2 separate regions of the Mus musculus genome follow, and region 1 is linked to region 2. A link is a contact called in ENCODE Hi-C or POLR2A ChIA-PET data. All regions are on one chromosome and are shown on one strand. Each heading gives the region's core, a stretch centred on a gene start or an enhancer-like site at or near the end of the contact. The rest is flanking DNA. Distances are from core to core; before and after follow the strand shown.

Region 1 (5,579 bases), core at 1,485-3,984, 120 kb after region 2:
ATCCCTTGCAACTGGAGTCACAGGTGCTTCTGGACCCCACGTGGGTGCTGGGAATTGAACCTGGGTTCTCTGCAAGAGCAGCCAGTGCTCATAGCCACAAGCCGTTTCTCCAGTTCTCATATTTGCTTTCTGTTTCTCAACAAAACATACAGAACCTTTTGAGAATAAGTACAAACATAATGTCCCTTTGTCCCTAGTATGTCTGTGAACATTGACTAACACACTATGTGTCCCTTAGGGTCCCCACTTGTATTACAGAACTGTCATAGTCCTGTGATCTTCTTTGCTTAGACTGCTTTCTGATACTTTTATAACTTGCACAACATTAACATTTTTTTGAAGAAAAAAAACCCCAGTGCCGAAATGCAAATCAAAACAACCCTGAGATTCCACCTCACACCAGTGAGAATGGCTAAGATCAAAAATTCAGGTGACAGCAGATGCTGGCGAGGATGTGGAGAAAGAGGAACACTCCTCCATTGTTGGTGGGATTGCAGGCTTGTACAACCACTCTGGAAATCAGTCTGGCGGTTCCTCAGAAAATTGGACATAGTACTACCGGAGGATCCAGCAATACCTCTCCTGGGCATATATCCAGAAGAAGCCCCAACTGGTAAGAAGGACACATGCTCCACTATGTTCATAGCAGCCTTATTTATAATAGCCAGAAACTGGAAAGAACCCAGATGCCCCTCAACAGAGGAATGGATACAGAAAATGTGGTACATCTACACAATGGAGTACTACTCAGCTATTAAAAAGAATGAATTTATGAAATTCCTAGCCAAATGGATGGACCTGGAGAGCATCATCCTGAGTGAGGTAACACAATCACAAAGGAACTCACACAATATGTACTCACTGATAAGTGGATACTAGCCCAAAACCTAGGATACCCACGATATAAGATACAATTTCCTAAACACATGAAACTCAAGAAAAATGAAGACTGAAGTGTGGACACTATGCCCCTCCTTAGAAGTGGGAACAAAACACCCATGGAAGGAGTTACAGAAACAAAGTTTGGAGCTGAGATGAAAGGATGGACCATGTAGAGACTGCCATATCCAGGGATCCACCCCATAATCAGCATCCAAACGCTGACACCATTGCATATACTAGCAAGATTTTATCGAAAGGACCCAGATGTAGCTGTCTCTTGTGAGACTATGCCGGGGCCTAGCAAACACAGAAGTGGATGCTCACAGTCAGCTAATGGATGGATCACAGGGCTCCCAATGGAGGAGCTAGAGAAAGTACCCAAGGAGCTAAAGGGATCTTCAACCCTATAGGTGGAACAACATTATGAACTAACCAGTACCCCTGAGCTCTTGACTCTAGCTGCATATGTATCAAAAGATGGCCTAGTCGGCCATCACTGGAAAGAGAGGCCCATTGGACACGCAGACTTTGTGTGCCCCGGTACAGGGGAACGCCAGGGCCAAAGGGGGGGAGTGGGTGGGTAGGGGAGTGGGGGTGGGTGGGTAAGGGGGACTTTTGTTATAGCATTGGAAATGTAAATGAGCTAAATACCTAATAAAAAATGGAAAAAAAAAAAAAACCCCAGTGCCAATAGACAACTTCCCAATTGAAACTCCATTTTCTTTCTTTCTTTCTTTCTTTCTTTCTTTCTTTCTTTCTTTCTTTCTTTCTTTCTTTCTTTCTTTCTTCCTTCCTTCCTTCCTTCCTTCCTTCCTTTCTCTCTCTCTCTCTCTCTCTCTCTTATTTTCTCTCTCTCTCTCTTTCTTTCTTTCCCTTTTTTCTTTTTTTCTTTCTTTTTTTTGGATAGGCAGGGTTATATTTCAGGACATTTCTCTGGTTCACACTACACTTCCTTTATTCAAAATTAAGCGTGATAGTTGGGGTTAAGGCAAGGGCTCGGCCTGGATACAGGTTGTGTAAAGGTTCAGAGGGCTCGCTTTGTGGCTCAGAGGCAGAGCAATAGCCTCACATGCATGGCACCCTAGTCCAATCTCCACTGCAGCAAATTAGGAAGCTTTAGATATACTCTGTAATTAATGTAGAACTGTAATCTACGTCTGACACTTCAGATACAGATGATGTCATCTATACCTGAGTCAGCTCATGAAATCTAAGACTCTGGATGATGTAAGAATTAATTAATAAAAAATGGGAGTATAGGGAAGGTTCCCTTTTTATGTTAAAATCCTAATGAGTAAAATTAGAGTAAAAAATGACAGCATTAGGTTACTATTTTGCAACTGTTACTTCATTGAGGTTTCAAGCAAAAACATCAGCTTTGCAAACTCGAACATTGTTACTCCATGAATCCCTTATTAATTAGAAGAGAATTCACAGCAGCTTTCTAAGATGGAATCTTGGTGGTCAGGACCACTGTAACCAAACACTCAATATAACCAGTGCCATGACAAGCCTTTGTCATGTGCCTTTTGCTATGATTTGAATATATATATATATATATATATATATATATATATATATATTCTTCAGCATATAATCCTATATGTGGGATTACTGTTCAAGTATATCTCATAACCATAGCAGACAAACTCAAACTAGGGAACAGTGTACAAAAGAATATTTCTGCTTTCATGGTAAGCCTGATTAAATCAAAGGTCTTCTAGACAGGTGCACTACCAAAGATTACCACTAGATGTCACCATGGTCCTGCAGTTTGTTCAGTTTTCCAACTGCCTTTGTGGGTGCATCCGTTGTTCTTGGATTCTTAAAGCAGATACATTTAAGCAATTCTAACACACACAGACTTGGAAAGACCTACAAATTAAGTAAGGTTAGAGGTAATGGAGGTGGAGAACGAAGTTTTAGATTAAGTTTGTGTCTACCATTTCATACTGTGGACTGGGTGATTCCTGCTGACCCCCAGGCCCTGGTTTCCTTATGTGTAAAATGATTAGGGTAAGCTTTAAGGTAGGGATTAGGGTAGCCTTTAAGCTGATATTTTCTGATTGAAAGTGTTTCAGTGTTCTTACGAGAAATTTTTCTCTGGACCACTCTGGACCCATTACTGTTTACTCTGTCAGCCTGCCCCTCCCTCTGCCCCACACCCCCTTATTTTTTTTTAAATTAGATATTTTCTTTATTTAAATTTCAAATGTTATCCCCTTTCCTGGTTTCCTCTCCCAAAACATCCTCTCCCCCTCCCCCCTCCCCCTGCTCACCAACCCACCCACTCCTGCTTCCTGGCCCTGGCATTCCCCTATACTGGGGCATAGAGCCTTTACAGGACCAAGGGCCTATCCTCCCATTGATGACCGACCAGGCCATCCTCTGCTACATATGCAACTAGGGCCATGAGTCCCACCATGTGTTTTCTTTGATTGGTGGTTTAATCCCAGGGAGCTCTGGGGGTACTGGTTAATTCATATTGTTGCTCCTTCTATGAGGCTGCAAAACACTTCAGCTCCTTGGGTACTTTCTCAAGCTCCTTCATTGAGGACCCTGTGCTCCGTCCAATGGATGACTGTGAGCATCCACTTCTGTATTTGTCAGGCACTGGCAAAGCCTCACAGCAGACAGCTATATCAGGCTCCTATCAGCAAGCTCTTGTTGGCTTCCACAATAGTGTCTGGGTTTGGTGATTGTATATGGGATGGACCTCCAGGCCCACACCCCCTTATTTATCTCATTTGTGTTTATCTCTGTTTATGTAAATGGAAGTAAAGAGATCTCAATAATGTTACAATCACAAATGTAAACCTTTTCCCTTGCATAAGTAGAAGGTACCCAGAGGGAATAACTTAGAGACTGTAGATATGATCCAGTGGATCAGCCAGGCAAGAGGACTGGCTGCCAGTAATTCCAGAACCCGGGACGTAAAGATCCCCTTGGCAAGTTGGCTAGTGAGACTAGCCAGAATTGGAGACCTTTAGGGTTAAAGAGAGACCCTGCCTCCGTAAGTAAGGGGGGATTGATTGAAGAAGACATTTGCCTTCAACTCTGGACTACCACATTCATGCGCACACACATGCACACATGCACCACCATACATGTGCAGCCACACATATGTGACCATGAAAATATAAACACATACTGGCTCCACACATATGTATAAATACACACCCCTCCATATATATATTAGAGTGGGGTAATTAAATCTGACCTAGGTACTATGTGCTGAAGGTCAGGGCCTGGCACTTGCTGTGTTTTTGTCCTGTGTTTAGAGTTACAGAGTATTAAAGAATACTTACAGACAGACTAACCCTGAGACTTTCCTTAGGCAGATGGCAAGAAAGTGGAGACTGAAGATCTTTCTCTTAGGACAGTTCAGGATCACTGAATACTGTAGCCACAAGACAGATCACAGCGCTGCATACACCAATCACAGTGCTGCATACTCTGATTAGCGTTCTATGTGCTGATGGCAGTGTGTTATTCACTGATCACAATACTTCATGTATTCATTACAGCGCTTTATACTCCAATCACAGTGCTTCATACATTGATCACAGCATGCCACATGCTTATCTCAGAGCTTATACACCATCGCAGACCACATCAAGGCTTCACTGAATTGTCCTTCCCAGTTCTCTTGTCTTCCTCCTTCCCTCCCCCTCCTTCCTCACCTAACTCCTTTTTTTCCTCCCCTCCACTCCTTCTTTCCTCCATAATTTTCAGTGTTTTTGGTATATATGGGAAGATGTGATTAGAAGCAGTACATTATTAATCATGTCCCTCCATCTCTACTCAATCCATATTTTGCTTTAGTTTGGTATCCGTCTTGGTGTTGTGTTGCTTTGATTTCCTTTCATGGTTATGGTGATGTGTGTTTGTCATCCGTCTTCTGCTATTTAAAGTGCCCACTCCTCTGTCTACACAGAAGATATATAGCCCTCGCTGTCAGTGTCAAGCAATTATACGCCACCAAATGGCCTGTGATTTGGCATCTCCTCCTGATAAAGGCTTACGACAGATAGGACGAAGCAGAGGTCAGGAGTTCCGCTGAGTACAACCTGAGGAGATTCTTCAAATTGCTTGACTTTCATTCGAGTCCCCCAGGACACCATCAGAAAACTGGTCCCCCTCGATTCTGGTTGCAAAGCTTTTCTTCTTGAGTCTTCAGAGAGATTCTGAGTGAAGGTTTGGGAGGCCGAGCCACCGAATTGCACTCTTAACCCCCAACATCGGCTCAGCCCTTTCCAGCCTTGAGTAATTGGTTATAGTTACTCATTTGCTGGCCACAATTAGCATAGCAAATTATTGGAGCAGAGACAATTTCTTAGCTACCCCAGGTTACTAAATAATTTAAAGAGGGGGAAGACAATGGATTCCCATCAAATATGCTGTGTTTTCTTTATGCCATTAAGAAACACCATTCTAAGGTAAGAAATGTGATACAGCAATGATTTTCTGGTTTTATAAAAGTGACTTTTTAAAACCCGTATTCTCTCCCAGCCCGATGGGTTTAGCAAAGCTGAGAGGAGGGTCTTCCTGTTCAACAAAACAGCATGTTTTCCCTCTAGCTAGAGATATAAAGAAATGGGGGCTTCTTTGCAGAAGAAATTTTCTGCAAAACGGTTGATTGTAAATGAGCAAGAACGTTTTCCTATCTTGAATTCCACACTCAATCCACTCTCCTT
Region 2 (5,916 bases), core at 3,058-5,557:
GTAAGTCACAAGTCATACAAGGGTTGGGTCCCTGAGTCCCATCTGGCCCATTAGTGTACTAAGCGAAGCTCAAGATAAAGAAAGTGCTGTCCTAGAAGCCCTGAAGCCAAAGACTAACCTACAGACTCTCTTCCTCCAAACTCACCTGTCAATGACACAAAAGATACAGGGGAGCTAGGAAGGAACAATGGCAATAAAACATAATCTCCACTTCTGAAAGGAGAGACAATCTGAGGAGAATATAAGGCCCAAGACATAATGAAAGGTAAAGTGCAGATGCCAGAAATAAATGATTCATCTGGGATTTCTGTGTCAAAGCCTTAACAAGTAAATATCAACTGTCAGGGGAGCCAACGTCATCTAAATAGTAGTGGTATTTTCAACTACATTAATTATTCTTATTTTTACTACTTAAACAAGTTAAGGAAAATAAAAAGAAATTTTAAAAAAAATTTTAAAGCTTTCTTTTAAAAATCTCTTTTTTTGAAAGATTTCTTAAAAAAAAAAAAAAGCCTATAATGGCAAATATGAAAAGCCCTAACTGTTAGTGTGGAAACCATGAAGTGGGCATTACCTTTAACTTTGAGCCCTAGTAACTTCTGGCGTTCTGGGAGCACTCCCGTAAGGGTCTTGAGGAACTGTTTAAGATCCAGCACAGTATCATCTTCTGAGAGCGTGGTCACTGAGTACTCCTGCCCACCCCATTTCACTATGATGGGGAGTGCCATTCTTCACGCATATGAAGCAGGACTTTCTGTAGGAACAAAACACCTAGGAGACAGGCACATGTAAACGAGGAAATGAAAACTGACAGGTCAAACACAAACTTGTATGTGCAGCCTGAACTCTGCTGTACAGTCTGATGGTAGAGATAACTGTGCCTCCTCAGAGAGGACCTCCCCGAATTCTACACGTGACAATTTTCCTACTTATTTTGGCTTAATGTTAGTATTTCCTACCACTCTTTCAGACTCCTCCTCTTGTTCACCTAGAGAGGACCAATGAGCTACCTACCCTGCTGCTCTGTTTGGCTGGATTTATGCTGCAGAGGCAAGTCCCTCCACAACGGACACCTATGTTCAATTAACGTTTGAGAGGAATTCATTAGCACTGAACCCTGAGCAAACTATCTGGGCTTAGACTCTAGATTTCCCATTTACTATGTATTTCCCTTAGCATATGCCTTTCCTATCTGTAAAACAAAGGAATGCTATTTGTATCTTAGGGTTCTTATGAAGAGTAAATCGGTTAACATTTCTAACTCACATAGTGCCTGGTAAACTCTTTGTACTTCTTAAAATAACTCTAAAGCTGAACGTTTATTATGTTTTAGGCAGTCCCAGATTATACACCACTATGTGTTTTATGTTTTATGAACTGACCAGATGTATGAAGATCATCTCATGTAATTAAAGTGTCTGATAAGAATATCCCTCTTTGCCATTACGAAAACAGCTACATCTGCAATAGTGTCTGGGTGTGGTGGTTGTTTATGGGATGGATCCCCAGGTAGGGAAGTCTCTGGATAGTCATTTCTTCCGTCTCTGCTTCGAACTTTGTCTCTGTAACTCCTTCCATAGGCATTTTGTTCCCCAGCTGACAGGAGCCTGATATACCTGTCTCCTGAGAGACTCTGCCAGTGCCTGACTAATATAGAAGTGGTTGCTCACAGCCATCCATTGGAAAGAGCACAGGGTCCCTAATGAAGGAGCTGAAGGGGTTTGCAGCCCCATAGGAGGAACAATGTTAACTAACCAGTACTCCCAGTGTTTCCTGGGATTAAACCACCAATCAAAGAAAACACGTGGTGGGACTCATGGCTCTAGCTGCATATGTAGCAGTGGATGGCCTAGTCAGTCATCAATAGGAGGAGAGGCCCTTGGTCCTGTGAAGGCTCTATGCCCCAGTATAGGGGAATGCCAGGGCCAGGAAGCGGGACTGGGTGGGTTGGTGAGCAGGGTAAGGGGATAGTTAATTTTTGGAGGGAAAACTAGGAAAGGGGAGAACATTTGGAATGTAAATAAAGAACATATCTAATTTTTAAAAAAGAAAAAGAAACAGCTACATAATCTACTCACATGCACAAAACTGGTGTTGGTTCCCTGACTAAATCTCACCACATCCTAAATCCAGTATGTCACAGCTGTCTAACTCAGAGTCCATCTACAGGAGTCAAAGCATCAAACTGTAGGGTTTTTTTTTTTTTAATGCGCTCATACAGATCCAACCACAGAAATGTTACATGGCAGCTGCTATTCTCCCTAACAACTAAACACAGGTTGCTTGTCCCATTAAGCTGTCAACACTTATAACCTCACTTCCTTCATAGGTCAGAGCACTGAGTTCCCGAATCTCAGAGCACTGGCGTTTTTTTGCAGCGCTTTCGCGTGGGTGATGAAGTATTTGATCATGTGATCGTAAGCATCACAACCAATTCTGAGAGAAGGTAAATTTTAATTAACAATCTGCAAAGACTTAATGTAGAAATCTATTACTGTGCTTCGAAAAGCGTACCAAATCCATATTCACATTGGCTTCCCTGTCCGTTTCCCTTTAGAGTCCCACTTAGACCTACTTACTCATATGTTAATGTTCTGCAGAAAACCTGCAAGCATGCTAACTTAGGGCAACGATGCCACGTTAGGCAGAATCTGCCCTAAGAAGTTTTATGACCTTGGCTAAAAAGGCATGTGGGTCAATTTGAAATCTGTAAGACACAGAAACAGGAATGATTGTTCGTAAGAGCTAGGAAGGCTTCTAGCTGTGCTGAGCTGAGCTGAGCTGAGCTGAGCTGAGCTGAGCTAACCGGTGCTTGGACGGGCAGGGTAGTCTGGAGACCATGAGAGTTTTTTGACCAGTGGTTCTCAACCAATACCACTGACTTAAATTTGATGAAGACTTCTTGGAAGTATCATCAGAATAAGGAAAGAGACCTAACAATGTCCACTTTAACCAGTCTTTTTCTACCACCTCTGAGGTGGTAGAGGCTGAGCATGCTACTCCTCTAGGCTCTTCTGTTACCGGCTTTAGAAAAACCTGCCAATGGCATGGGCCCCATGCACTTAACAACAGGCACTACTTCATAAAGAACTTGTGCTACAAATGGTAAAGACAAGTTGTCAAATGCCCCAAGACTCTGGGCATAGAAAAAAAAAAAAGGTTATACAAACCTTTCCAGCTTAAGTTCTTAAAACTTTTTTTAATTTTTGAATCTCATTTCATCACTACTGAGAATCATGCAGGACAAAAAAAGCATGGGCATTTTTATACTTTCTCATACAATGCTAATGGTTTATCACATTTGTCCCCCAAATTGGGGGGTGGGAGTGGGTGGTGATGGCGATCCAACTCAAAGAGGACATTTTTATGGGATATGTAATCAACGTATGTTTATACTGGAGTTCTGCCTAACATCCTGTGTTGGGTTTGCCTAGTCTCTTACCTCTCTAGCCCTCAGCCTTCCAAACCCAGAGATGAGTCAGTTCACATGTATGTGTTTTGATAAGCGCTAACACCTGACAGCATTTGATAAGCCGCGAGGAGCTAGGAGAACGGTAGCAGTGAGGGCTGAGCACGTTAACTATCGCTATCTTAATCTTCACAATCCTGGACTAACAAGCGACCTCACTGTACAGATTAGAAACCTGCAAAATAAGTCACAGCGACTCTCGCCCAACACCGCATCACGAAAAGCAGCCAACGGCGGCAATTTCAAAAGTGACAGTGTGAACTTTTCATCCAGCCCGGCAAGAGTGAGCGTGCGGTGCTGGGCCGCGGGCCCTGGCGCCGGCCCGCAGGAGCCGCGCGGGGTGCAGCCCGGACTGCCCCGGGAGTATCCCAAGACAGGCAGAGTCTCAGAAACAAGCTGCCTCGGACGCCTTCGACAACCCGCGTGAGGGGAGGACAAGACAGACCCTGCAGGAGCGGGGGACGAGGCCCGCGGACGCAGAACATTCTGGGACGTGGGAAGCCTTGGGGTCAGGTGAGAAGGCCGGATGCGAAGGCTGCGGCCACGACCCGCAGTGCGCCGGGACAGGGGCCTCTGGGGGCCAGGCGGGACAGCTGCAGTCCCAGCCCACCCGGACCGCAGCGAGACAAACCACGGGGCGCATGCAGTTCAGTGGCATCCCCCGGCCGCAGCGTCGCCTTCACAGGCAGGCGCGCCGGAGAACCCCGCGTCCTCTCACCTGGAGCGCGGCGGAACCAGCTACAGCGGACGAAAAAGCCGGCCGCAGCGGAACCTAAGGAGACCGGAAGCGAGGGGCGGGACCGGAACCGGCGGGCGGACCGGAAAGTGTGGTTGAGACCGGAAATGTGTTGTAGGGGAGGGGGAAATGCGGCTGCCGCTTGTTTGGTTTCTCCTCCGATGTGACGCCTGCGGAGCCCAGGCCGGCCGAGTGTTTTCCAGACTTTGACCTCTGTGAAAGAGACCCCTCCCGGTTCTTGGTGGCCGCCGCCGGCTGTTCTGCGCATGCTCCGGCCCGGTGGCGACTTTTTTTTTTTTTCCACCAGAGCTGAGCTTTGCGGAGCCCTGTGACTCCTGTGGCAGTGTCGCGTTCCGAATGAAGCCGACCTTTGAGGACTGAAGAGGAGACTTTTCTAGAGACGCAAGGAGCCAGGAATATAATTTGCCCACTCCAGGGGAAAGCCGGCCAAAGTGATCCAAACACTCATGGAACAAATATCCGTGTGACAACGGTGTTCCAGATCTGTGTGTCGGTCGGCTCCACCCACTCGTGCTTGCTTTGCCTCCTTAAATGCAAGGAAAGCTAGTTCTCTTTACAGAAGAATGCCATGCTTTCATAGAAATAAATGCTGCAGCGTTCGAAGTCACTCGGAGAGACCGGAGACTCCGTTTAAATTATAGTTATCCGAGTTTTTCTTCTTAAGCAGCCGCTCTCTTTAGTTCCTGTGAGCTAAAACAGGAAAGGGGCTTTTAAGGGCAGTTACAATTACTTCATTTCTGTGGGATTGACAGCTATGTGAGGAACTGCCTCACCCCCACCCCCCACCCCCTGTGCGTAATGATGAGCGGAGTTCGCAGAAATCAGAGCCAGCAGTTAATCATTTCATAGCAGTTTTCCAATTCATGGGGAAGGGGCAAGGAGTCAGAGTTGCTAGGAACTTATCTTTTCGGAATTTAGAATGGGTGCCTCACATAAAGTGGAGTTTTTCTTAGCTATCAAAGCAGTCTCCATTTGAACCCCTGGAGGCGGCTCTTGCCTGTAATCCCAGCTGAGGCAGTAGGATAGTGCATAAATTTGAAGCCAGCCTGGGCATAGGGAATTCTAGTTCCAGCCCTGGGATACAGACTGAAACTCTGACTCAGACAGAAGAAAGCCTCAACGGGACCTAACCCTTCTCATCCATTCAAGAAATTCCCAGTGTTACTTGTTATGCAAAAGAAAAAAGAAAAGAAAGACCTAAAAAGTAACTTGAAGAATGTTTACATCATCAGCCCCTAGATAAGTATATCTGATACTTTTTAAAACTTCAAATTCAATCTTAGAGACCCATAAGAGGCGTGGCCACCTCTTGACAGTTGTTCTCAGACTTCCTGTGCCTTGGTACAAACAGACCCACAGAAAAATTAATGTAATTGGAGGGAGGGGGAAAACATGGTTTCTCTATGTATAGCTCAGGCTTGCCTGGAACTCACAAAGATCCACCTGCCCAAGTGCTAGAATCAAAGGCATGCACCAGCATGTATGGCTAAATTAATGTCATTTTAAAATTATAAAAACACAAATCCAAAACGTTTTCTTAAACCAGTTTCTTCCAGAAGGGGAGAGTAAAAAGGTAATATTGGTTCCATGTGTGTCTTTCCTTTTAGTCGATAGAGCTGTACCTGCTTGGGTTTGTTTTGGTTTTTTCATTTCTTGGGCTTGTTAGAAATAAAGCAACTAAATTTTGTGT

What was found. A loop is a pair of places that touch in the nucleus more often than their neighbours do. ChIA-PET counts read pairs that join two places held with the same protein, here RNA polymerase II (POLR2A).
Region 1: a map of heart shows a loop between it and region 2 (3-fold over the local background). The contact joins the promoter of 4930597A21Rik here to the promoter of Ublcp1 in region 2. A Hi-C loop is called at or near these places in 6 of 37 maps with a recorded cell type or tissue (adrenal gland, heart, mature B cell and 1 more). POLR2A ChIA-PET finds 5 or more read pairs at or near these places in 1 of 5 experiments (Patski).

What each region holds. Positions count from the first base shown.
Region 1 is chr11:44,583,583-44,589,161 of GRCm38, forward strand. 4930597A21Rik (RIKEN cDNA 4930597A21 gene) reads left to right here and starts at 2,735. Exons shown (of 4, transcript NR_126460.1): 1 at 2,735-2,768; 2 at 3,720-3,895.
Region 2 is chr11:44,466,241-44,472,156 of GRCm38, forward strand. Ublcp1 (ubiquitin-like domain containing CTD phosphatase 1) reads right to left here and starts at 4,308. Exons shown (of 11, transcript NM_024475.5): 1 at 4,188-4,308; 2 at 575-771. The coding sequence starts at 728.